Linked DNA regions of Mus musculus: all the other regions are linked to region 6. The links are chromatin loops, found by intact Hi-C in ENCODE. Cell type or tissue: left cerebral cortex. All regions are shown on one strand.

Region 1 (4,000 bases), 930 kb after region 6:
TATGTTAGCCAGACAACTTTTCCAAATGACTCTTGAGAACAGTTCCCACATAAAGACACTGTTCTTTTACCTAGATAGTGTCTACATTTGTTCTGCTCACTTGCCCTTGCTCTCAAGAATGTAGAGTGATAAGGGACATGAAGAAGAATGGGAATCCCCATTGCCACTGTGTCCCACAGAGTAGCACAGATGCCATCTGAGAACAGAGTGAAGGAACAGAAAGCCGTGGCTTCTCAGCACCCCACCTGTGGAGTAGCCTTGTTTGCTCTGTGAAGACATTTCTGATGAGGACCACACAGAGACAACCTGTCACAATATTCTCAGGGATAAACAGACACAAGTATGACTTTCAATATCTAGTCCTTGCCCTCCCAACATGTTTCTAGAAATCTCCATCTCCTTTCCCACTATCAATTTTCTTACTGTTCTGACAGGCAATTCTTGCTGTGTTCCACCCTGAATCCATGGGCCTTGCCCTGTTCTGTCATTCATTCTTCACTGTGCTGAGCTCTGTTTCAGTCCTGCCACATCTGATGTCTCCAACATCAAAACTACATCTACATCTACATCTGAATACAGAAGAGAGTTAGAGCCCAGCCATCAAACACAAGAGGGCAGCAGTTATTATAGCCTACAAATAAACTCATTCGTATGTGCTTTTCCTGAGGGGGAAAAAAAAACCTACTTTAAGCCCCTATTTAGTTATAGATGAGGTCAATCAGTTACCTGCCATGTGATACAAATTTCTACTACAGCGAATTCTCATGAAGAACTTGCTTTAAAGGCCAGAAATATAAAACTCAGTGCACTATAGTTTTCATTTACCATATTACCTTCCCAACTTTGTTGGGAACTGGAAATAGCTTGTCCATCCCATATATTTCATGTGAAATAAAAGTTTATTATACATTTGGAATCATCTACCTCGAAGCAGAGCGTCTCTAATGGTTTATAACATTTCCATCTCAGAGAATGCATTCTTACGAGTGCTAGAAGGGATGCCAAGAGGTCACATCTGATGTTTTTCCACACCGACATCAATCAGCATCAGTGCTGCCATTCCTTGTTCTAGGAAACTGTCAAAGAAATTCTCTAACTCGAGGCATCTTTTGTTTATTCGTTTCTCATACAGGACAAAAGAGCACTATGCACGTGGCATTTTGTACATTGTCTTACATCTTGTGCTTACCATCTTATCTTTGCTAGACAAGTATTTTCAATATTGCTGAGGAATCAAACCGAACTACAATGAAAGTTTAGTCCCGAATATATAATGACAGTCAACTAATCAAAAATAGGAACTTGAATACATGCTTTGGATTAAGAAATGGATGTCTCTCTGTTAAATAAAAACAGAGATGAAATCAGATAATTCTATTTCCAAAAGTTGTAATAAGTTTAGCTGATTCAATTTTATTGACGTTTTCAAAAGAAAAAAGTCTCTTTGAGTTGAACTTCATGAAATAGTACAGAAAATTTTCCTTTTCTTCTTCATCTTATCAACTAGGACAAAATATAAGGTAGTGTACTGCCACCTAGTGGTGGCTATTCACTTGCAGTAAATACTCGCTGAAACGTGAAGACTCCTATGACATTTTGTCAAAGTAATTTTGTATTTCATTGAAAGAATGAAAATAGGAATGAGTGACTAAGTCAAACAAAAATTTGGAGTAAATATAAGTAAGACATTATCTCCTTCAAATGCAAAAAAATAAAATTGAAAACAAAGAAATGGCAGTTATAAAATAGAAGTTTATTCAAATATAAACAAGATCACCTACCAAAAATTATTGCTCTTCTATTAAAGATGTTGTATTGGATTTATGCTATGTTTTAAATAAAAAAAATTTGGAAAACTATTATGAAACCATTACCTATGAAATTACACGATGTATTAAATAATAAGTGGAATGGTGAAAACTGACTAGAAGACATACATCAAACAATTTTGTGACATAAGGTTGACCATACTTTTGTATTATTTTAAGTTGTTGATAGTTTCTTGGGAGTTCATTATATAGTTTTACTTCTATATGTTTTTGAAAAGTTTTAATCTCACCAAGACATGTGTCTTAATTAAGTTCCCTAGCTTTAAACTAATAATATCAAGTCACGCCTCAGATGCTAAGAACAGGGAACTCAAAGTAGTCTCAGAGTAGCTGTCTCTCACTGTGTGGCTACAGCAGTTTCTCAGCCTACTGGGCAGGGTATCTCAGTAGTCCCAGTGTGGCAGTGATAGAAGCCCAGAAAGGTCTAGGAGAATCACTAAGGTGGCCCCCATTCCTGGAAGATGTATAGAAGCACTGGACCTACTATCAGGGAAGGAATCACTGCTGCAGCAACAATGGAGCAAAAAAAGTTGGGTGGCTTTTTACTGGTTTCATTTTGTCCTTGGTCATGGACCAGGGTTTGTTTTTTATTTGTTTTCATTTTGTTTTGTGTTTTTAATTTTGATATCCTTTTTGTCGTTGTTTCTGCTAATATCTTGAAGTCTTTCCTCTATGGTGTCCTCTCGTCAGTTCAGATCTTGATGTGGAACATGAAGGTCTTTGAAGCCAGTTCTGGTTGGGTTTTGGCAGGGTGACAGACAAGAGTCTCTTTGACTCTTCTGTGTGTGGCTATTCAGTCTCACTTACACCATTTTTAATGAAGCTGCCTTGTCTCCTGTAAATACTTTGGCATCTTTGTCGAGAATGTAGTTGCTTGGAGATGCAGGGACATTTTCCTTTTCGTTGGTCTGTTCCAGCCACTTATGTACCTATTTATCTTATTGTGTCTGGAAATTAGATGTTGATATGTTCCTGTCTTCTCTCTCTCTCTCTCTCTCTCTCTCTCTCTCTCTCTCTCTCTCTCTCTGTCTGTCTCTGTCTTTCTCTCTCTCTGTCTCTCTATCTCTCTCTCTTTGTCTTTCTCTGAAGTTTGCATTGGATTTTTGGAATTTGTCATTGCTTATAAATTTTAGGATTCCAATTCTGGGAAGAATGCCATTAATATTTTAATATTCTTTTGGATGGTGATAAAAATTTAACAACTTTATTCTTCTAATCCATTTTTAGTTGCCTTTAGTTTCTTCCACCAATGTTTTGTTCACTTTATCAATCTTTCACTTCCCTAGTTAAGCATGTATCTAGATATCTTGTCGTTGTAGCTAAAAAAGCTATTGTCATTGGAAAAAGCTATTGTCAGTGAAAAAGCTATTGTCTGTCAGTGAAAAAATCTATTGTTAGTGAAAATAGGCTCTTTACCCAATAATAGTGAGATGCACTTCCAAAGTCAGTCAGATTTCACATTTCTTATCTAATTAGGATTTGAGATTAGTTTGAACTGTGAAGCTTTCCCGCAGGCAGGCATAGCAGTATTCACATTGACAGTGCACTGGCTGGTACTCTGTTTTATCTTGACGCAGAGAGAGTGAGGACTCCTCCCCTAGTGTGGAGTCAGGGTTCTTAATGGGCTGATTTAATGGGATATTGGGGTAAACTTACTATATTTTTATGCCAGTGTCTTATAGAATTGCTATTTTTGATCTCTTTATTTCCATTATTTTACAAATCATGTGTCTTAGTAACTTTCTACTGCTTTGAAAAATCACTATTACTAATGATAGTGTATAAAAACATATTTATTTAGGCTTATGGTTTCAGAGACTTGGAGTCCATGGGGGTAGAGCAAAGGCATAGTGGTGAGAAAAACTGAAAGCTTACATCTTGAATCAACAGGTGGAGGGGACACACTGAGGTTGATGGAAGGCAATATATATATATGTGTGTGTGTGTGTGTGTGTGTGTGTGTGTGTGTATGAAAAGCCATATATATATGCCTTCTTTTATTTAATTTATTTTTTACACTCCAGATTTTATTTTCCTCCCAGTTCATTCTCTGATTCTTCCATATTCCATACCTCCTTTCCACCCCCTGTCCCCAAGAGGATGTCCTAACCCCCCAACCCCTACCCTAACACACCTCTAAACTCTCTGGGGCCTCCAGTCTCTTGAAAGTT
Region 2 (4,000 bases), 720 kb after region 6:
GGCTGTTCTCACAGCAAGTTTTAGGGCAACTAGTGTGCAACCCAAGGAACCACATCTCAAAAGCAATCATTTTATCAAGTGCACTGCTGGTGTGACTTAATCAGGTATTTAGTTTATGTGTATTTAGTTTCCTTGCAGTGGTTTGAATAGGAACAGCCTCTGGACCCTGAGTGTGAAGGATTGGCCCAAAGGGAGTAGCACTATTAGGGAGGGTGTGGCTTAAATGGAGGAGGTGCTGACTAGGGAGAGGGCCTTGGGGTCTAAGGAGCTAATTCACTTCCCTGCTGTCTCTGATGTCGAACTCTAAGCTCCTCCAGTATCATGTCTGCCTGGTTGCTGCCATGTTTCCTGCCAGGAGCATAACGGGCTAAACCTCTGAAACTGTAAGCCAACCCCAAATAAATGTATTCTTTATAAGAGTTGCCATGGTCTACTTCGAAGCTATTGTTAACTCTATTGAAATCCTAAGAAACTGGTTACACACTGCACACAACTTTACTTTAGAATTCTCATTATAATTTAGGATGAATCTCACAGAGTGAAATTGCCGGACCTAAGGAGGTGAATGTTTTAAATAGTCTTAAAACATCCTGCTTATGTAGATGGAAAATACACAGCTCTCACCTCAAAAGGACAAAGAGTTTATTCTAAAGCCAATATGAGGAACCATGACCTGAAAACAAAGACTTGGGCTATTCCAAATACCAATGTCCCAATGTGATAACAATTTCATGAAACTTTTATATACATAGAAGATGGTCATAAATCAAAATACTTTCCAAATACATACAAGGCAGTTTAGAAGAGCGGGACAAAATTGGGAGCTCCTCGCCCAGTGCAGTTGCTTTTTTCCAGTAGAGAAGGAAAAAAAAAAAAAAAAAAAAGAAAAAGAAAAAAAAAAAAAAACACAATTAAGAGATGCTTACTTCCCAGTTATAACTCTGTTAATTTTCTAGGAATTTCACCAGAAACCCCATTTATAGGGAAGCTATTAAACTCCTTTAGCAACCGCATCTGTTCTTGCTTTCAATTTTATCTTATTATAATCCCATCCAGGAATCTTATGAGCCACTTAATACATCTTGATTATCAGGAAGACAGAAAAGAGGTCATAACAACCTTTGACTATAACACTGGCGAGCCACTAAAATGAGCCACTGTAGCCTCAACTCACTGTAAATTATGACTGGACAATGAGGTGCATGGATTGGGACACTCCTTTAACAACTCACTTGGTCATGAGCTTTGGGGTACAACTCTTATTGCATGCACTGAATAATGTGAATTTAAGTACAAAATCAAAACAAGATTAAACCAAGGCGGGGGCGGGGGTGCGTCTTCCCGGTGACATTAATTTCTAAATGAAAACTCAATAACAAAATTCTGGCCTGCAACTCTGCCAGAAATGTGCACCAACCGGCTCATTCTAACCCCAGGAAGGAAGTTTTGTGTCTGCAAATCTAGACTTGAGAACACGATCGCTCAAAATTGCGACGGTGCACATTCCTCCCCTTTACAAAAGGAATCAGCCTGGTGGAGGGGAAAAGGGAAAACCGATTATTCGTAAGCCAGGCGCAATTAGTACTATTTTGAAACTTTCCAGTCTAGAGAAGAGACAGGTGACAAAACCAGAAGCTTTCACCCTGGCAACTTCCCTTCAAACCGGTGACAGTGCGCATGCGTAGTGTCCATTCCAGGGCCTAGCCCCTCCTTCCTGGGGCGAACTGCGCAAGCGCACGCGCAGGCTCTCCCGGTACGGAGCTCAGCTGATGCAGTTGTTGTGCTACCCCTCCCCCGCAGCTCTCCCGGCTGCACTCTACCGGCGCTCGGCCCGGCCCCGGGACCGGGACGCTGTGACCCTGTCCTGCGGCCCGCACGCACCGGAGCATCCCGGGACCGCGCAGCACTCCGCGTGCGGGTGAGCGACCCGGGCCGTGGGGCCCACGTCCCCTGCCCGAGCGGTGAGGGAGGCCGCGGCGAGCCGGGTGCGGGGTTGTCACCGCGGGGGCCTTGGCTTCGCTCCCGGGGTGGCTCGGGCGGCGCCAGGGCCCTTGATCTGAGCGGCCGAGTAGCTCTGGGGCTTGACAGTTGTAGTTGCAAGGTGACTCGGATGTTGATTTCTTCCGGGGGTTTGTTTGCCTGTGATGCCCTTTGAAAAGCGCTCGTTTCCGTCTCCCTTGAGCCCCTCAGAACTAACCCCAGGTCTGCACACAAACAGGTGACACATCTCAGTTGCATGCGCTGCTGAATTTATCTTTTTCCCAGTTTCTAGAGCATCTGAGAACCGTGTTGAGTTCACAAGACCGCGGTATAAACATTGAGAGCCCGGGGAGGAGACGAAGGGGATCTACCACTCCCTTTAAAAACCTCAAGTAAGTTTCCAAAATGACAGGGGTTACACTTGTCAATAGCCTCAAGAAAAGCTAAGCAAGAAGGCTAGGATTCAAGTGACTGCTTAATCTGGTGTGTACCCAAACCCACCTTCAGCAGAATATGTCAAGGTTACTGTGGGTCTGAGTAAGGCAGCCAGCGGAGACCAGAACCACTTAGCTGTCCCTAGCCTTTTGCCATAAAGGCTCCCATTTGTGGGACACAGTTTTCACCCCTGTGATGACACCACGTGTTGTCTAGTGTCAGCTGATTCTAAACCACCCTGTGTACTCCAAAGCTTCCAAGGTCACAGTGTAAGGAGCCGGTACTGATTACAATTCACCCCTGTGCACCTGTGGCTGCCAAGTGTTGGCTTGGCTCTGACTCGCTGTCATTGAGCCACAGTAAGATACTGTGTGTGTGTAAGTCACAATCACTGATATTTCTGAGCTATGGTACACAGTGTGTACACAGAACTTCTGAAAGTATATTTATTCATTTTTTTTTACTCCTTTTCTATATGACTCAAGTTTTTAAATTTAATATTGCTGTCTACACAGTGAGTGAATTCAACAAGTAGCATTCAGATTTTGAAAAGCAGATATGAATTTCCTTCATCTGGGGTGACCTGAATCACTTAGTATCATTTTATTTTTTAATGAAAAATATTAAATTAAAAGTAGTATCTGTGATTGTGTAGTTCGTATTTTGAATCTGATAAGTGATGGATAACCGCAGGGAGAATGGAATTGTACCATTTAAAATTTTTGTTTGCTTTTTCTATTATTTTGTCTCTCAGAAAACCGGCATGTTGTATTATGTGGCTTTTCATGTTCTTTTCAGTCATGTACTTCTAGGGTTTTATTGACAACTAAAGGAGTATGAATTTAAGTGAGTGAAATGAGTCACTTTGAAGTTAGCTGGTGATATACATATCTGTTGTAACAGGCCAACAAGTTCACCTGCAGTGCCAACTGGTTTATAGTTAAAATATGTTTTTCTCTACAAAAAACTAAAACCATATTTCTGTTTTGAACATGCTAAGAAAGCCTAGCATCTCCATTGACACTGTAAACTTTTGCCAACTGTTACCATTTTAAACATTGTTCACATTACAAGTCTTACAGGATTTGGTTTCATAATGTTCTGTTAGAAAAGTACTTTCTGAATGCTACAAATGGTTTCCTTGTATCAGACATTACTTTGGTTGAACATAATTTTAATCCTACAAGTAATTTGCATTTGCCTAACCCTGTAAATATATCCCATAGGGTCTGAGACTCTTTTTTTCCACATGGAATTTACTGTCAGATTTTTCTTTTTCATTAGACATGGGAAAGTCTCTTTCTCACTTACCTTTGCATTCAAATAAAGAAGATGGCTATGATGGCGTTACATCGACAGACAATATGAGAAATGGATTGGTTAGCAGTGAAGTGCACAACGAAGACGGAAGAAATGGAGATGTCTCTCAGTTCCCATATGTGGAATTTACTGGAAGAGATAGTGTCACTTGTCCCACTTGCCAAGGAACAGGAAGAATTCCTAGGGGTACGTGTTGTAGCATTGGCTGTCCTCTTAAAGGATTCCAAACATTTGCTCAAACAATGTAAAATCTATAGTCTTAAGC
Region 3 (4,000 bases), 800 kb after region 6:
CCAGTTTAGGCTGTACATTTGGGTAATTGCAACTTCTCATCTTTTATGGTTATGCTTATTTTGTTTACAGTGAGGATCTGAAAATGAAACTGTTTTAAGATGTTTGCCTGTAAGATGAAATTCTTTCAGCAAGATCTGTGGCTACCTTATATGTGTTTCCTAACTTTAATCTCTCAAGTTCAAACACTCTGAGGGCAATGTTTCTTACCATAAAGAAAATAAAAGGTCAGACTGTAAACTCATTGAGCATACCTATTTCATCTGGAATGATAATATTTTGGTTTTGTATTGATGCTTTAATTTAGAGAGATGAGTCTCAGATGAAATATAAAAAAATAATTGACCTATCTCAAGAAAGGTTTTAAAAAGTCTCCTCTTTGCACTATCTCCCTACCTATTCAGTATAGTACTCAAAGTCCTAGCCAGAGCAATTAGACAACAAAAGTCAAAGGGATACAAATTACAAAGGTTAAGTCAAAATATCACTATTTGCAGATGATAAGATAGTATACTTAAGTGACCCAAAAAATTCCAACAGAGAATTCCTAAACCTGATAAATAACTTCAGCAAAGTGACTGGATATAAAATTAACTCAAACAAATCAGTAGTCTTCCTCTACTCCAAGGATAAAGGGGTTAAGAAAGAAATTAGGGAAATGATTCCCATCACAATAGTCATAAATACTATAAAATACTTTGGTGTGACTCTAACCAAGCAAGTGAAAGTTCTGTCTGACAAGAACTTTAAGTCTCTGAAGAAAGATATCGAAGATCTCAGAAGATGGAAAGATCTCCCATGCTCACAGATTGGCAGGATTAATATAGTAAAAATGGTCATCTTACTAAAATTATTGATGGATAGGCTTGGCATCCCCTTCCCTTCAGGCCTATATGTGGAAGCTTTTATAACTATACAATCTACAGATTCAATGCAATCCCCATCAAAATTCCAACTCAATACTTCATAGAGTTAGAAAGAGAAATTTGCAAATTCATTTGGAATAAGAAAAAACCCATGATATCGAAAATTATTCTCAACGATAAAAGAACTTCTGGGGGAATCATCATCCCTGACCTCAAGCTGTAATACAGAGGAATTATTAAAAATTGTATGGTATTGGTATAGAGACAGGCAGGTAGATCAGTGGAATAGAACTGAAGACGTAGAAATGAACCCACACACCTATGGTCACTTGATCTTTGACAAAGGAGCTAACACTATCCAGTGGAAAAAAAAGACAGCATTTTAAACAAATGGTGCTGGCACAACTGGCGCTCAACATGTAGAAGAATGCAAATCAACCCAGTCTTATCTCCTTATACAAAACTCAAGTCCAAGTGGATCAAGGACCTCCACTTAAAACCAGGTACACTGTAACTAATAGAAAGGAAAGTGAGGAAGAGCCTTGGACACATGGGCACAGGGGAAAATTTCCTGAACAGAACATCAATGGTTTATGCTCTAAGATCAACAATCAACAGATGGGACCTCATAAAACTGCAAAGCTTCTTTAAAGCAAAGGACACTGTCTATATCTATCATAACTTGAGTTGGAGAATAGTGGCTAAAGGTTTGGCTCAAAGGTCAAGGCTTTTCCTTGCAGTCATGGTTTGATCTCTATAACTGATTTAAAATAGTTATAATTTCATTATTCCTTAAACTCATAGTGTTTCAAATTGGACTCTCCTGATGATTAGATTGACAGTTAGCCAGGGAAACTGCACTAACTTTTGACAGGAATAAAGGGACAAAATCTAGGAACATGCCTTTAATAGCAGTATACCTGAAGGTGAGGCAGGAGCCTCACCTGGAGTTCAAAGCCAGCTTGTGGACTACATTGTAAAAACCCTGTCTCAAATAGATAAGCTAAAGTGGATAGAAGGAGCACATAGGCAAGTACTCTGCCTTAAAGAGATTCTTTTTAGGATGTCATTTATATGGCTTGGTTATATTCTTATTTCTCAATGGCATCATAAAATATAGTCTCAACTACCTGGAACACTGTCTCTTTTAATTGATCAACATTTCCCAATTCACAGAATAATGGAGAAAATTCTGTCTAACCATATACTACTCAAGGCAATGTAAACTTCTGATGAATTCAGTACATCACTACATCTTTACGTGGATGTAATATCCCTTACTAGCACAATGGGAACTGTGAACTGCCAAGGCAAGTGCCTACAATTACCAGGCAATCATCCAATGTAATGGAGATGTCTAGGCTCATAAATGATTTTCTTATTGAAAGTGTCATGTTTGCATTAAATGCTTCCTATGCTTTTATCAAAGTGGTTGCCTAGTTCCTAAGATGAACTGAGGCTCTAGCACCATCTGCAGGACAAGTCTGATAATTTCATCTCAGTGTAGAAACTACAGGAGATTACTATAGATTTAAACTGAAGAATGACAGGTAGTCTCTTTCTCTCTCTCTCTCTCTCTCTCTCTCTCTCTCTCTCTCTCTCTCTCTCTCTCCCTCCCTCCCTCTCTCTCTGCCTCTCTCTCTCTCTCTCTCTCTCTCTTTCTCTCTCTCTCTCTCTCCTCTCTCTTTCACCACACACACACACACACACACACACACACACACACACACACACACACACACACACGTACAAACATTGTAATGGCATGGAGTTTGCTTTTATTAATTTTTAAAACTATCTTGAGATATCTTCAGCAGAGGTTTAAAGAGTACTCTGCAAAACGGGTGACAAGCCTAACTGTGAGTCCCCTCCCACAAAACAGCAAAACACAACACCAAACAAAAGCCTACCTCTGTCTTACAGTAGAACCCTTCTTACTTAGCAGAGTGGTCCAGCAGCTGTGGCCCACGATGCTTTAGACAGCCATGGAAATGGGAAGAATGGAGTTTCAGGTGTGGTCTTTTAACACTCATGCACTCTTCTTTATACCAACATGACTATAATACATAATTTTGTTTATTTGGGAGACTGGGGATTAGAACCACAACCTTCCTGAGTGCTGAGTATGTACACGTCCTTTAAGCACTATGCCCAGGCTTAGGTTTTAAATGGAAAAAGCACATGACAACTGGCCTTAAGGTCCACTAAAGGCGCACAGGTCTTACTTGCAGTTCAATTAATAAATGCTGAGAAAACACACGGGGGAAACTACATAGGGAGCCTCATGGATCCATTAACTGAACACTTGTTGGCTATGTGGACCAGCTCAGTATGCTCTCAGATCCCCAGATTTTCTCTTTATATGTGAACCTTCATTAGAGTAGTCTAGTTCCTAAGTGTTGATCACAAATTTTATCTTGTTTAACTCACACATTGCTGACTTGGTGTTTCTTAAGAGTAAATATTTAAACTTGGCAACAAACCATACCTACCAAATATAGTAATCACTGAAAAATACAAAACCAAATACAGACATCTGTCACCGATGCCCCAGCTTGGCTAACTGGTAGATATTAGCAATAATATTATTAATAACTAGAATACAATCCATATGCTAGGCTTTCCTTTTTCCTTTTTAGTACTGATGATTGAACCCAGACCTTTATGAATGATAGACATGCAGAGGGATTTTAATCCAGCAACATGGCTGCTCTGGTCACATCCGAAGAGCTTCTAAGTCTGTGTGATCTGGCTGGAATGTAGACACGACCTTGGTACAACCTTTAATCCCAAACAACTTCTAATTGAGACACAGACAAAGTGATGAATCAGAGAAAGATTTGACAAAATAAGTCAGGGATAGGATAGGTTCAACTCTCTCAGAAGAAAAGCTACTTAGGAACAGCACAGAAGAGAGAGAGAGAGAAGGAGGGAGAGAGAGAGAGAGAGAGAGAGAGAGTTAGTTCAGTTATTGGTTAGCCAGAGTTGAGTGTCAGTGCAGGGAGTGCCATGCAGTGAGTGCCATGCAGTGAGTGCAGCACAGTGAGTGTGGTGAGGGAAGTGAGCACAGTGCAGTGAGTGCAGTGAGCATGGTGAGTGCAGTACAGTTAGCACAGTGAGTGCAGTGTAGTGAGTA
Region 4 (4,000 bases), 680 kb after region 6:
GAGTCAGTGTTCCCTTTTCCCTACATCCGGGAATTACCTTAGCCATTATGACTTCTCAAGGAAGTTCTCATTTGCATTTCCCTGGTGCTGAGGATGTTAAACATCAAATATGCCAAATTGGTAACATTTTCAATTTTATAATCTTGTGTAGTAATACACGATAATAATTGGCAAAACTCCATAAAGTACACAACATTTAGATTTGATATGTATACATAGTAAAATAATTAATATAATTGATTTAATTAGTATATCTCCACCACCCAGCTGGCCATTTATTTTAGTGAAATTGTTTACAATACAACAAGGCAGTGGTCACTGGGCTGTTCATTTGATCGTCAGAGCAGTCTCTTTGTATATCTGAGAGTTCATGCTCTTTAACCAATATTCCTCTGTTTCCCCTGCCTTGCCAGCTCAGGGAACTGTCTTCCTACCTCTGCTATGATCACTGAGTAAAAAATAACAGGAATAACAGCAGTACTAAACTGAGTCATACACCACAGAAAAGGTAAACTGATAAAATGTGAGCTTTTGTCCAGTCTATCTATTTTTATCTTTAAAAATATATTATATAAATAAATGGCAATGTGTGGATAAACTACTGCATAAAAACCATATTCCTGTGCAATAATAATTCTTGGCAAAATGAGTATGAGACCTGAAGCAAGTAATCCTACAAAGTAAAAAAAAAAAAAAAAAAAACAACCTTGAAGTATGTATTTGTATGTCACCATAATTGCATTCATAATGTAGTTTCCTAACAGCTGTGCAGGTATCCTTCTCTTTCCAGTTCTGTCTTCAGGAAAACATAGTGGCCATAGCATTCTGCATTCCAGTCTGTGTTCATTACACACTGTGTGGGGATTATGAAGGAACTAAGGATTCCTTATCTTCTAGACAGGTGGTTAAGTGTGAATTTTGCATTCACAGTTTTTAATAGACAAAATGATTCCTACTTACCAGGAAAAATTGTCTGTCAGAAGTTTATACCAAACTCCTTACTCAAGAACCCACAAGGGTTATCTGACTGCCCTCTTTCCAGCATGTGTACTGGCTTTAAAAATCAAGATTGTTAAAGTGTAACTTTGAAGTTAGTTCATAATCCCTCAGCTGCATCCTAACTAGACCTCTGGGATCACACAGCTTCCAACTTTCTGAACTGCTGTGCTTTCCTTTCTGAGGCTGCCTCAAAAACAAACATAACTACAGGATCACTGTACACCAGGTATCTGATATAATACATCACTCATTTTCAGTGCTTAGAAGTGGACTAGATGCTAAATATATTTGCTTTTATTTTGTCTGGTCATACATTATCCTATTGAACTTAAGGTTGAATACTGTAGCACATGAATTAAAGTTCTTAAAGATTTGAATAAAACCATTGCTTGCCCATTACATGATAAATGACACCCACTCCCCGAAAACAATGCCAGAAGAGAGGCCTGAACACCATAGTTAACAAAATGACACAGCAAATGAAAGAGCTGCCAAACATGGTCCAATCCAGAGCATCAGGAAACTGGAGAAAGGATGCCCCCAGCTGTACATGCCTGACATTACTCACAGTGTACTGGTTCTCCAAGCATCTATATTTGAAGCCAAAATTAAAATCACATAAAAAAAATGTAAGTGGGCATTCTGGTAACCATATTCCCATACCTTGCTTAGCAGAAAGTCTAAAGAAATGAGGAAAGAAAGGCTGGGTGGAGAGGATCATAAAGCACAAATAGTCCATTTTAAAGAAACATTTGATTATAGCAGCAGTGGAAAGAAAATGAATTCAGTTCCAAGAACAACCTAGCTATAACATATAGAATATAGGCTCTTCTATAAAAGAATATACAAGAGTAGTAGAACAGAAACTGAATAATAAAAATTCTTAACCCAAACAAAATAACAAGGGGAGATCAGGAAATACAAATAGCATTTAGCAAGACAGAGATTTAGTGATATATATATATATATATATGCATATATATACATATATATATACATATATATACATATAATATATGCATGATACATACGTATATATATAATACTTAATACAGATGGACTAATGGCTCAAGCTAACAAAATAACCAACAATTCAGTAGTCAATAAATTAGCAAAATAGGTGAAGAGATGCATTATGCTGAATTAAATAATTTTACTAATATGGAAATATGTTCAACTGCACTTATAACAAGGGAACATAATTTAGCTGTGACAATATTATTCACTTATTTTAGTAGCAAGTAAAGCATATATATAATGCACAAAATATATATAATTTCCACATATTTGTTACATTTACTCATACATCTGGGGGCAGATAGTTCAACCATGACTCTCTATACACAGGGTAATCAGAGAAACTAGAAGCTGTTCAATCTAAGAAACCTTAATACAAGGGAGACCAACGTTATCGTCCCAGACTGAGTTTGAAAGACAGAAGCTCTCTGTAATGTTGTTAGCATGTGTCTGCATTGAACGACTGAAGAAACTTGAGTCTGATGTCTTGAGATGGCAGTCAGTACAGTGACACGTTTGCTAAATAAGAATAGAGCTTGAATGTGTTACTTGCTTCTTCTACCTTCCACTTTCACTCCATGCAGGACCTCTGGGCCGTTCTGGATGTTCTTCACCTTCAGCTGCTATCCCATGTGCTAAAGGTTTTCAGGGAAACCCTCGTAGACCACCCAGGTTATGCTTTTCTACTTTCCTGGACATTTTTCGTCTATTTAAGTTGTGAAGACTCCATCACAGATCCAAGCATGGCGAAAGAATCTTTCAATTCCAGTAGTTAAGACGCTGAGACAGAGGTTCAGCCTGGGCTTCCTAAGAAGAACTTGTCTCAAAAAAAATTTAATCATTGCTAGCATGTAAAGAATATGGGAGCTCTCATATAATTTTGCTAGAAGTATGAGTCGGAATACATCCAGGGAGAATATATTATTTATAATCTAATGTGCTACATATAAAAATTATTCCCAAATATCAAAGTTTCCAACACAAGTATTTCTCTACAATTGTTTCAAAATTTTGGGAACAACTTGGGTGTGGCAGTTCTGAACATGTTGCTGATTATTAGAAACCACACATATAGACACAGCCATGTGAAGGCTTTGTTATGGTTGAATGATTTCTTTTTAAAGTGGGTCACAGACTTAGGGCTATAATTTTGTCATATCTGCCATGTATAAGGTTCAGTGCTCAATCATAATAGATACATAGAAAAAATAATAGATACATAGACAGCTAGGTAAATAGAGAGGCAAATAGACTAATAATAGATAACGTATTGACTAGAGAGATGCAAAGATACATATATGTCCTGAGTACATGGCTTATCTGGTACCCCCAAATAACCATAAGCCTAACGTGAAGCATAGGAAGTGCCAATAAATACTTTTGCTGTGCATTAGAAGTTTCCAGCCAAAGCACTACTGGCCTTTTGGCTCAAATACTTTGCTATTGGTGACTGTCCTTTCCTGTGCTTACCCATTTATTCAGGAGCACTACTAACCTTTTCCCACTAAGTACCAGTAGCACATGCTACAATCATTGTGTGTGTGTGTGTGTGTGTGCGTGTGTGTGTGTGTGTTGCCAAATATTCTCTAGGTAGAAGTACTGCTCCCAGTTGTTAATCATCATCTAAAAGTAATCACATATACATTTTAAAGAAGAAGCTATATAATTTAAATGAAGATATTATTTGTAATTAATGTTCACTTCATATACTATAATCATTTGCTACCTACTATTAATAAAACTGAATAGAGTTATTAGTAAATAGTAGATAACTGAATAGAGTTATGATGAGTGTTTATATTATAAACTAAACAAAAATAATGTTTTCTTATTCTGTCAAATTTATTTATTGCTTTGAGCTGTTCCTGTCATTTTTTTCCTTGAGAGTTGACCTTGCTTACATGGGAAGGTGAAAATGAATTTAGTAAAGCTATTTGATTTGCAAGGTAATGAGTGATTGCCAATATATGAGATTCATCATTTC
Region 5 (4,000 bases), 670 kb after region 6:
TATATATGCTATTGGAAGTAGCCTCCTTTATTTAAAATATAAAGAAAATCTAAAAAAAGATTAGCATCAGCATCAGGACTACTGACAAACATTCCAATTGTCCTTTCTGTCAGGATCTCGAGTTCCATACTCCCAGGGGTTCGGCAGTTTCCTCGCTGCTGTGGTAAAATGGAGACCTGACAAAAAGGGCATGAGGGAGCAGAGACTTATTCTAACTCACAGTCTGGAAGTTGTGGAGCATCAGGGTGGGAAAAGATGGCAGTTTGAGGGTCATGGCCTGTAGAGAGAAGATGGTCAGATCACAGTGGAATGGGAAAACCCACAACTACCCACAACAGAACCACCAACTGGGGTACACCTTCAAACACATGACCTATGGTGGACATTTCATATTCAGTCCATAATCTCCTCTCTTACCTTTTGCCCTATCTCCTGGCACTACTTAAGATAGAAATCTAAGTCTAACTTGCTTTTTGTAATAAAGTGTAGCTGGAGAGGGTACACATCATTCCTTCGGTTGTTACTCTAAGCCCAAGAACAGAAATCAACCTTGTACAGACTCCCCCTGCTCCAAACTCTTGTTCCCAGTACCAACTTAATTTATCATAAACAGTACTTTTTTGATATTTTTCACATGAGACTTAGGGAATGTTCATTCATTTTGAGATACCTCCTTCACAAAAATAACACCAAGAGCAAAAGTTGGGTCTGGAGACTCAACAGTGGACAGCATAAGAAAGGACAGGACAAGGTTCAAGTGTCAGAGAACTAGGAAGAAGGAAGTAAGAAGAAGGAAAATCCAGATCTGCCCTTGTGTCATTTGCTTCCAGGCTACTCAGATGAGAGTTAAGAGAACTGACTTCACAGGGACTTTTTTTTAGAACACTAAAAATTCTATGTGATGCACAGCCAGTGACCCACACCCCTGTCCTGAGGCAGGCTCTGGTTTGTTTACTGACTCTCTGTAGTGTTCATTTATCCTGGGGAAGAAAGGAAAGTTGTATCAAAGACAAGAGAATCCACTTTATTTTTACTAGAATATTAACACAAGGCATATTTTTTTTATCCATACAATTCAAACTACCTGTTGTGAGTAATATTTACATGTCCATAAACACTAAAAACACTGAAACTTGATTCAATAACCAACTGTAGGAGTAACTACTGTATCCACAGAAAGAATGTATGTAAATCAAAGGAAAGGAGCCAAATAGGAGGAAAGAATTTGGAAAACTGAAAATAGGAAAATATCAGGAAATGCATGTTGACTCTGAAATACAGACTAGCAAATCAGGAGGCAGAGGATTGTCACAAGGTGAAGGACAGCCTGTTTTACACAGTGAGTTCCAGACCAGACCGGGTTTACATGGTGAGTTCCAGACTAGGCAGAGTTATAGAAACTTGATAACAACAACAAAGACAAGAGCTGAAGTGGAAGCAGCAGCAATCAGTAAGTAGAGCTGGAAGTGGCTGCATCTGGACTGGGATGTGTGAGGGGTGGCAGCAGGGGTACAAAGGGTAACGCAGAACAGATCACACTGAAAGAAATACACAATGTTTGATGCAAACGGGTATGCAAAATTAAAGAAAGACTCCTACAGTCATGCTTTCTCAAATTTTGTCTCTAAATTTCTCTTCCAGTGTCTTCAAAATGTCTTGAAAGTCTCATGTTGTTAAGAAAACATGGAAACCATTTTATACAACAAAATATTTTAATAAATCATAATGTGACTGAGTCTTACATGACAAGTCTTCCGATGTCACTGATAAATTGTTTTCTGATGAAGTAAGGAACCCCTCACATCAGCATTTCCCTCTGTACAGAAACTATGTCCTATCCCAGGGTCTACAGGATGTAGCAAAACCCCAGATTAATAGCTCCAGATTGAAAGATTCCATTTGAGTGTAAAAGGAGAATCAACACAGATAATCATATGACAATATAACAATAAAAAAATGGAATGATCAAGATAACTCTTCCTTGTGATACTTTACAGAATCATACTGTTGTGGGAAGCAGACATTTAACTAATCTATTTCATTGAAGGCATTTAGATCAATGAGCCAAGTAGAGAATAATCAAGAAGTAGGATAGACTTTTCATCCTCATTCCTTCCCCTCAATTGTTTCCCACCATTCCTGTAAAAAGCAAGGGGTGTGAGCAATCCCAGGACAGCACTCAGGTGTGAACAAGCCTCAAACAGTACTCAGGTGTGAGCAATCCTCAAACAGTACTCAGGTGTGAGCAATCCTCAGACAGCACTCAGGTGTGAGCAATCCTCAGACAGCACTCAGGTGTGAGCAATCCTCAGACAGCACTCAGGTGTAAGCAATCCCAGGACAGCACTCAGGTGTGAGCAATCCTCAGACAGCACTCAGGTGTGAGCAATCCTCAAACAGTACTCAGGTGTGAGCAATCCTCAGACAGCACTCAGGTGTGAGCAATCCCAGGACAGCACTCAGGTTTCTTCTTGCTGGGGCTGCAGTTGCTTGAGTTGTTTCCAGCTCAGGGTTCAGCCTGAGTTCACATCAGCTGAGGAGCAAGTGAAAGGATGCACACCTTACCAGCTGCTTTGCCCACAGTAGCAGCCTTCAGGGCTTAGCTTTCTTCCTGAGTCTGTTTGGTGAGTAGTCACTTTCTAATGTCTCTTGCTAACTTGATTGTCACATGTGGAAGCAATTCTGTGGTTTCCTGGCAACCATACCTTTATCTTTTGAACCTCCATGTTGCTCTGAAAGATTGGTCTCATTTCTTGTAAATTTTTTTTGTTGTTGTTGTTCAGGCTATTCTCGCACTTCCCGAGGGACTCTCCAGGTATGGTTTTTATTAGACTTAACTGTTCCTGCTGCTGGTTCATCTTTCTGACAATTGGAAAAATAAGTGATACCTGAAGTCGTTATTTTCTTTAATATCAGTAAGCATTCATAAAGGCCAAATAGAATGCACATTTCTATTTACAAAATTATATTTAATAGGCATTTTAAAGTTGTATTGGCTATAAAACATTTTAAAGGATAGTCTAATCATAGTTGTATCTTATTTTCATTTCTTTTTATATCTCAGGTGAAAACCACGAGGAGACACACATCAGTAATATCAGAGTCTATATTCTGATCCCAGCTGGACATGTGACTTCACATGACTGAGTTAAGTTCTTCAAACTTCTCTTAGTCTATTATCTGTAAAGTGTATGACTTAAGCTTTGAAACCAGCTCAAGAATTATTGTTCTAATAAAAAATATTTTTCAAATGTCAAATCTTTAAACACCAAGGTCACGAGCAAATATATTTTGCCTTCCATGTTTTAGAATGTATTCAGGAGGCAATGTCTGTGTTTCTAAAATTTCACAAGCTGTACCTCCTTGTGAAGTGCTGTCTCATAGCTGCACAGTGAAGAACACAGGGTAGAATTTCAAAAATTTGGAACAAAGACCAAGGTAAGCATAATTTGGGATGGTAGATAATTTTGGTTTTTTTTCCACTAAAGTCTAGTCCTCAAAGCCTAAAATATGTTTTTAATATTTTAATCCTAGGAAACAAATAGACAAGAAAAGACAAGGCTTTCTTGTGGAGAATTCCAAGGGTCAAATATTAAAATCAAGAGTAGTAGGAAAGCAAAATTAGAAGCACCCTGAGCTGAAGATAAGTTTCAGCAGTTAAGAGTGCCTACTGCTCCCGTGTTAGATTTCCTGCTATGCGTATGTTAGGTTCCCTCAGTGAACAAAGTTGGGCAGCTCACAGCAAATAGATTATGTATAAGCAAATGGAATATAGATTCATTTTCTTGCCTTCCCTGGCACCTGCATTCTTGTCCACAGGCCTTTAACAAATACACACACAATCATATATTCTTTATAATATATCTAAAATATTGCTTTTAAAATTACCTTAGAAGAGCCTAGAAGTAATAAGTATTTCACACAAGTTTCACTAATAAATGGCAAAATCAATGAACAAAACTTCATAGGAAAATATGATACTTGCATGACTCAAAGTATC
Region 6 (4,000 bases):
AGAAGAATCGAAATGGAGGGGCCCTGCTGCTCTTCCTAATCCTTTGATAAACGATCATTCCCCATTGTTGGGGGATAAATGCAAAGTATTTCATTGACATTTCCAACATCTCCAAATCACCATTTTCAGTCCACCATAATTCTCTCCTTCAAGCATAAATAAAGGGTACCATTGCCTCATTAAAGTGGGATAGGTGATGGCTAATTACCTCACTCTGTCTCCTCAGGCTCTATCAATAAAGCAACCCTACTGCTATACTAGGAGATAAAAAGGGGAACAGGCAGAGGAAAACCTAGTGGAGAAAATAATAATTCTTTAAAGAGCAGCACTCTGAAGAAATGGAAGATAAGCACACTCACCTGTGCCTGGAATGGTGTTTGTCAGGAATGACGTAAAGGACAAGAAACAGAGAAATGTGAAAACGTTAGTTACTTTGATAAGAGCTCATTCATATTGTACATTGTCAGTTATGTAGACTTTTATTTAAAACATTAATTTAGTAAAATCTTAGGAAGAATCTCATAGGTTTTAGGAAGGGGAAATCAACCATTCCTCATGTCCTAAATGCAAGATGAGCAGACAAAGATTACACATCCCAGGGAAAGATGATTGCATGTTCAGGAGGACAAGAGTTCAAAACCCGAGTGGCTCTCAGAGCCCCTGTCACTGCAAACTCAACTACAGTTGCAAATATCTTAGGAATCAACAGAAACATGGACTGGTGTCTATATATTGACCCACCTATGGTTTCATCTACCCACCAGTCCACTTTAATCCATTAATACATTTTAGTGAGATAAGGACCTTAGGGCTTAACTTCAGTGAGGAAACACTCTCAGAGACCATTTTTTTACATCAACAAACTGCTATACTTTTACTGAGGAATTTTAATTAAAGTAAAAATCTGCATGGTTTATATTTTATAAACAATTGCCCAGCACTTTGCTTATTTGATTTTCTTGAGTATTTTACTGATATTTAAATACTTATCTTTAAGCTTTATGTAAAACATTATGCTCAAAATTTGATGTCTAATTGTTTTCTTTCTTGATTTACCTTTCTGTTTTCAGTTATTACTGTTTTGATATACTCCCAATGAATTGAAAACCAATACATACATGTGCTTATCAAGTGCTGCCTTGAATTTTAAGAGAGATGTAACATTGTATGATGTACAGACAACTAAGCACAGGGTCATGTGCCTTTGGAAACAAAAGTGCTTAGGTTAATGTGGCATATTTAATTTGCTACTTAGACACATACACATGTGATGTATTGACACATGTATACTTCCTCTTTGATAGGACTATGGATCATAATTTATTAATACTAAATTTGTCATTGGAAATTCAAGATTTCTGAGCTTGTAGACAAACATTCTTGTCATCGTAAGCATGGGACTCGTGTTCCTCTGTTTCATATTCACCCAATTCCAGCTCTGCAAGTGAATTTCTTCTTTTGAAATGAACACTTGCAGTTTAAGAATACAAAATGCTCAACTGCCAGGAGATGGCGATAGAAGAGTATATTATTCTCTCTACATTGCCTAAATTTATCTAGGACTGAGATTACTTTCAATTTAATTCTTCAATGTCCTCATTTTTACTTACTTAGAAGTTTCCTTTGTATATGGTACGATTCTGTTGTTCCCAACAATCTTAGCTTAATCAGAAGGAAACTGCTGATAACCGTGTGGTTAGAGGTTAAAATGAGACAGGCTATGTTCACATGAGGCAGCTTTACATATTTAAATCCTCGGTTCACTTGCTCATGGCTCAAATTCAAAACATAACATCTGCACACACTCTGGAAAATCTATTCTCTGCTAATTTACATGGCGATCAACTGTGATAACAATGGCCTGTTCTGTTAAACTTAAGTTAATCACAATTCTGTCATTAGCCATTTTACTCTTTATCTCCAACAGAATACAAATAACAACCACGGATAGCAGCCAGTGAAGTATGCATGCGAGCTCTAACACAGCTCCAATGCTAGAAAAGGCAGTGACTGAATTGCTAGCACATATACATATACATATACATATACATATACATATACATATACATATACATACACATACACACACACACACACACACACACACACACACACACACACACATATATATGAACTTTGAGACACTTCTTACATTTCTTATTTTACACTAACTAGATTGGAATGAATAAGTAACACCCCCCTTCTTTTTTTTAGAGCATATTCATGTCATTTCTTTGCTTTTCTCTTGAGTCCTTGGCTACTGAGCTCTCTTTCTGGTGGAAGTCTAGGGAAACTGTAAGGATGACGTGACTTCATCACAGCAGTTAGCACAATTGTATGGTAGATTAATGCCTTGACAGTACTCACGACTTATCTGTCATTTTGCCTGCATGGAACTGTATTTTATCTAGATGCGTGCAGAATCCTGAGTTCCCAGAAAATTTCAGATGTAATATGTATAATTTGAGATTTTACATTGTAGTATGATTTTCTCAGACCTTTTGAAAATAGAATCCATCCCATTTCTTTTTCAGGAGCTATTATTTAATTTTGTGCGTCTTTGAGAAATAATAGAATAAAACATCCTTGGGAGTCTGAGGAATATCTTAATGCGTTTGATGTCAGTAAAAATACCTGGTTGACATGGTCCAGTTTGGGGCAAGGCCTTCCTCCGTTATAAGGCTTTTCGCGCAGCCACTTGGACCGGACCTTCACGCCGCTGCCACAGGACTTGCTGCAGCGGGACCAGTTGGACCACTCACTGAGCTTGCAGTCTGAGGGGCAGGGGATGATGCAGGCTTCTTCTATGTAACCTGAGCAGAGGAAAGTGAAATAAGCGAATTTGCTACCTGTCATTCTCTGACTTGCACTTACCATTCCAGCTCATTTAGAAGGCCCACTTTTGACTTGACGGGAGCATGTGAACGCAGAGATGTCTGCATCCTTAGGGACTCAAATTAAATTCTTCAGGGAAATGACACATCTATACCGCGACTGTGTTAAAATAACTGCTAAGTAGCTGCCATGTGATCTGCTTAGGATTCGTGCCCACTGTGTTTCAATGTTTCTGCTTGGTGACAGCTCTTGTTTAATTGACAGTAGCCTGTCGGCTCACCATCTCACTCTCAAAGTTGCCAGAGTGAAGTTAAAAATCTAACACAGACTTGTGTGACACTGTATGTGTGAATGCCACACACACAGGCGGGGATGTGAGTCCTCACAGTATTCCTCCTCATGAAAAATCAGTTCCTTGAGGTAAACATCCAAAAGAATCCATTTAAATTGGCACCTTTCATTCCCCCTTCCTTGAAAATCAGTTCGGAGGAGGGAAATCTGAGGGTGTTATGTAAGCAAATCCTAGTATCTCCACAGGGCTGTAACTATTAAAACCGCACCTCGTTTTGGGTCCATTTGATCCTCTTGGAATTATAGATGTATTAGGCAGGAACAAGAAAACAAATGCTGAGAGATGATAGACAAGTCTAAGAGCACAGGGTAAAGATGGTGCTGGCTTTTCATGAGCTAAATGAATACTGAGTGGATTTGATTTGGGAAGGAGGAAACACTTGCTTTGATTGGTTCTTCACTATCAACTTAATATGTCATGATATCAAATTATCTCTAGATGGAGATGCAAAACTATAGTTTTCCTCCATCTGTATGGCTGATTTTAGAAAGAAGTCATATCAGTCTACTTCATCTTTTTATACCGGTGACACAGATGTTAACATGCAAGTGACTATCATATTCCACACTCTATGAAGGAACAGGTAGATTGTAAACCTTTTGAGCTAAAAACAATCATATAACATAAAAGTCAGCTCATGTTTCAAATTTTTTGTATATTTGCTAAGTTGTACGGTTATTACCACCATCTAAATTTTAGAAGTTTAGATCATTTTTAAACAAACTCCTTTTCTGAAATTGTCCCTATTATTATCAATATATATATATATATATATATATATATATATATATATATTTATTACCTTCCTCTTTA

The links. Hi-C counts contacts between places; a loop is a spot of excess contacts. Peaks named below come from ENCODE experiments on the same cell type or tissue, not always from the same donor. Only the 100,000 strongest peaks of a DNase experiment are listed, where the experiment ranks them.
Region 1: it touches region 6 in a loop (3-fold over the local background); 4 of 42 quality-filtered maps call a loop at or near these places.
Region 2: a loop joins it to region 6, with 2.5 times the contacts of the local background. A loop is called at or near these places in 2 of 42 quality-filtered maps.
Region 3: it touches region 6 in a loop (9-fold over the local background); 22 of 42 quality-filtered maps call a loop at or near these places.
Region 4: it touches region 6 in a loop (4-fold over the local background); 8 of 42 quality-filtered maps call a loop at or near these places.
Region 5: a loop joins it to region 6, with 2.0 times the contacts of the local background. A loop is called at or near these places in 8 of 42 quality-filtered maps.

The regions. Positions count from the first base shown.
Region 1 is chr6:13,279,520-13,283,519 of GRCm38, forward strand. No RefSeq gene overlaps it. Among named protein-coding and RNA genes, the nearest start is that of Gm725, 18 kb to the left of the region's middle. In left cerebral cortex, CTCF peaks have their summits at 609 (motif pointing right) and 1,536 (motif pointing left); DNase peaks (open chromatin) are centred at 556 and 1,531.
Region 2 is chr6:13,068,043-13,072,042 of GRCm38, forward strand. It overlaps Tmem106b (transmembrane protein 106B), which reads left to right and starts at 1,717. Exons shown (of 9, transcript NM_027992.3): 1 at 1,717-1,918; 2 at 2,266-2,372; 3 at 3,700-3,921. The coding sequence starts at 3,702. In left cerebral cortex, no CTCF peak of the experiment used is centred here; DNase peaks (open chromatin) are centred at 1,731 and 2,499; H3K4me3 peaks cover 1,716 bases; H3K27ac peaks cover 1,466 bases.
Region 3 is chr6:13,150,120-13,154,119 of GRCm38, forward strand. No RefSeq gene overlaps it. Among named protein-coding and RNA genes, the nearest start is that of Gm24985, 41 kb to the left of the region's middle. In left cerebral cortex, a CTCF peak has its summit at 2,315 (motif pointing left); a DNase peak (open chromatin) is centred at 2,320.
Region 4 is chr6:13,029,635-13,033,634 of GRCm38, forward strand. No RefSeq gene overlaps it. Among named protein-coding and RNA genes, the nearest start is that of Tmem106b, 38 kb to the right of the region's middle. In left cerebral cortex, a CTCF peak has its summit at 1,534 (motif pointing left); a DNase peak (open chromatin) is centred at 1,527.
Region 5 is chr6:13,022,689-13,026,688 of GRCm38, forward strand. No RefSeq gene overlaps it. Among named protein-coding and RNA genes, the nearest start is that of Tmem106b, 45 kb to the right of the region's middle. In left cerebral cortex, no CTCF peak of the experiment used is centred here; no DNase peak of the experiment used is centred here.
Region 6 is chr6:12,349,351-12,353,350 of GRCm38, forward strand. It overlaps Thsd7a (thrombospondin, type I, domain containing 7A), which reads right to left. Exons shown (of 28, transcript NM_001164805.1): 14 at 2,635-2,813; 15 at 360-365. Among named protein-coding and RNA genes, the nearest start is that of Gm38583, 86 kb to the right of the region's middle. In left cerebral cortex, a CTCF peak has its summit at 1,506 (motif pointing right); DNase peaks (open chromatin) are centred at 1,518, 1,922, 2,273, 2,744 and 1 more place; H3K4me3 peaks cover 456 bases; H3K27ac peaks cover 313 bases.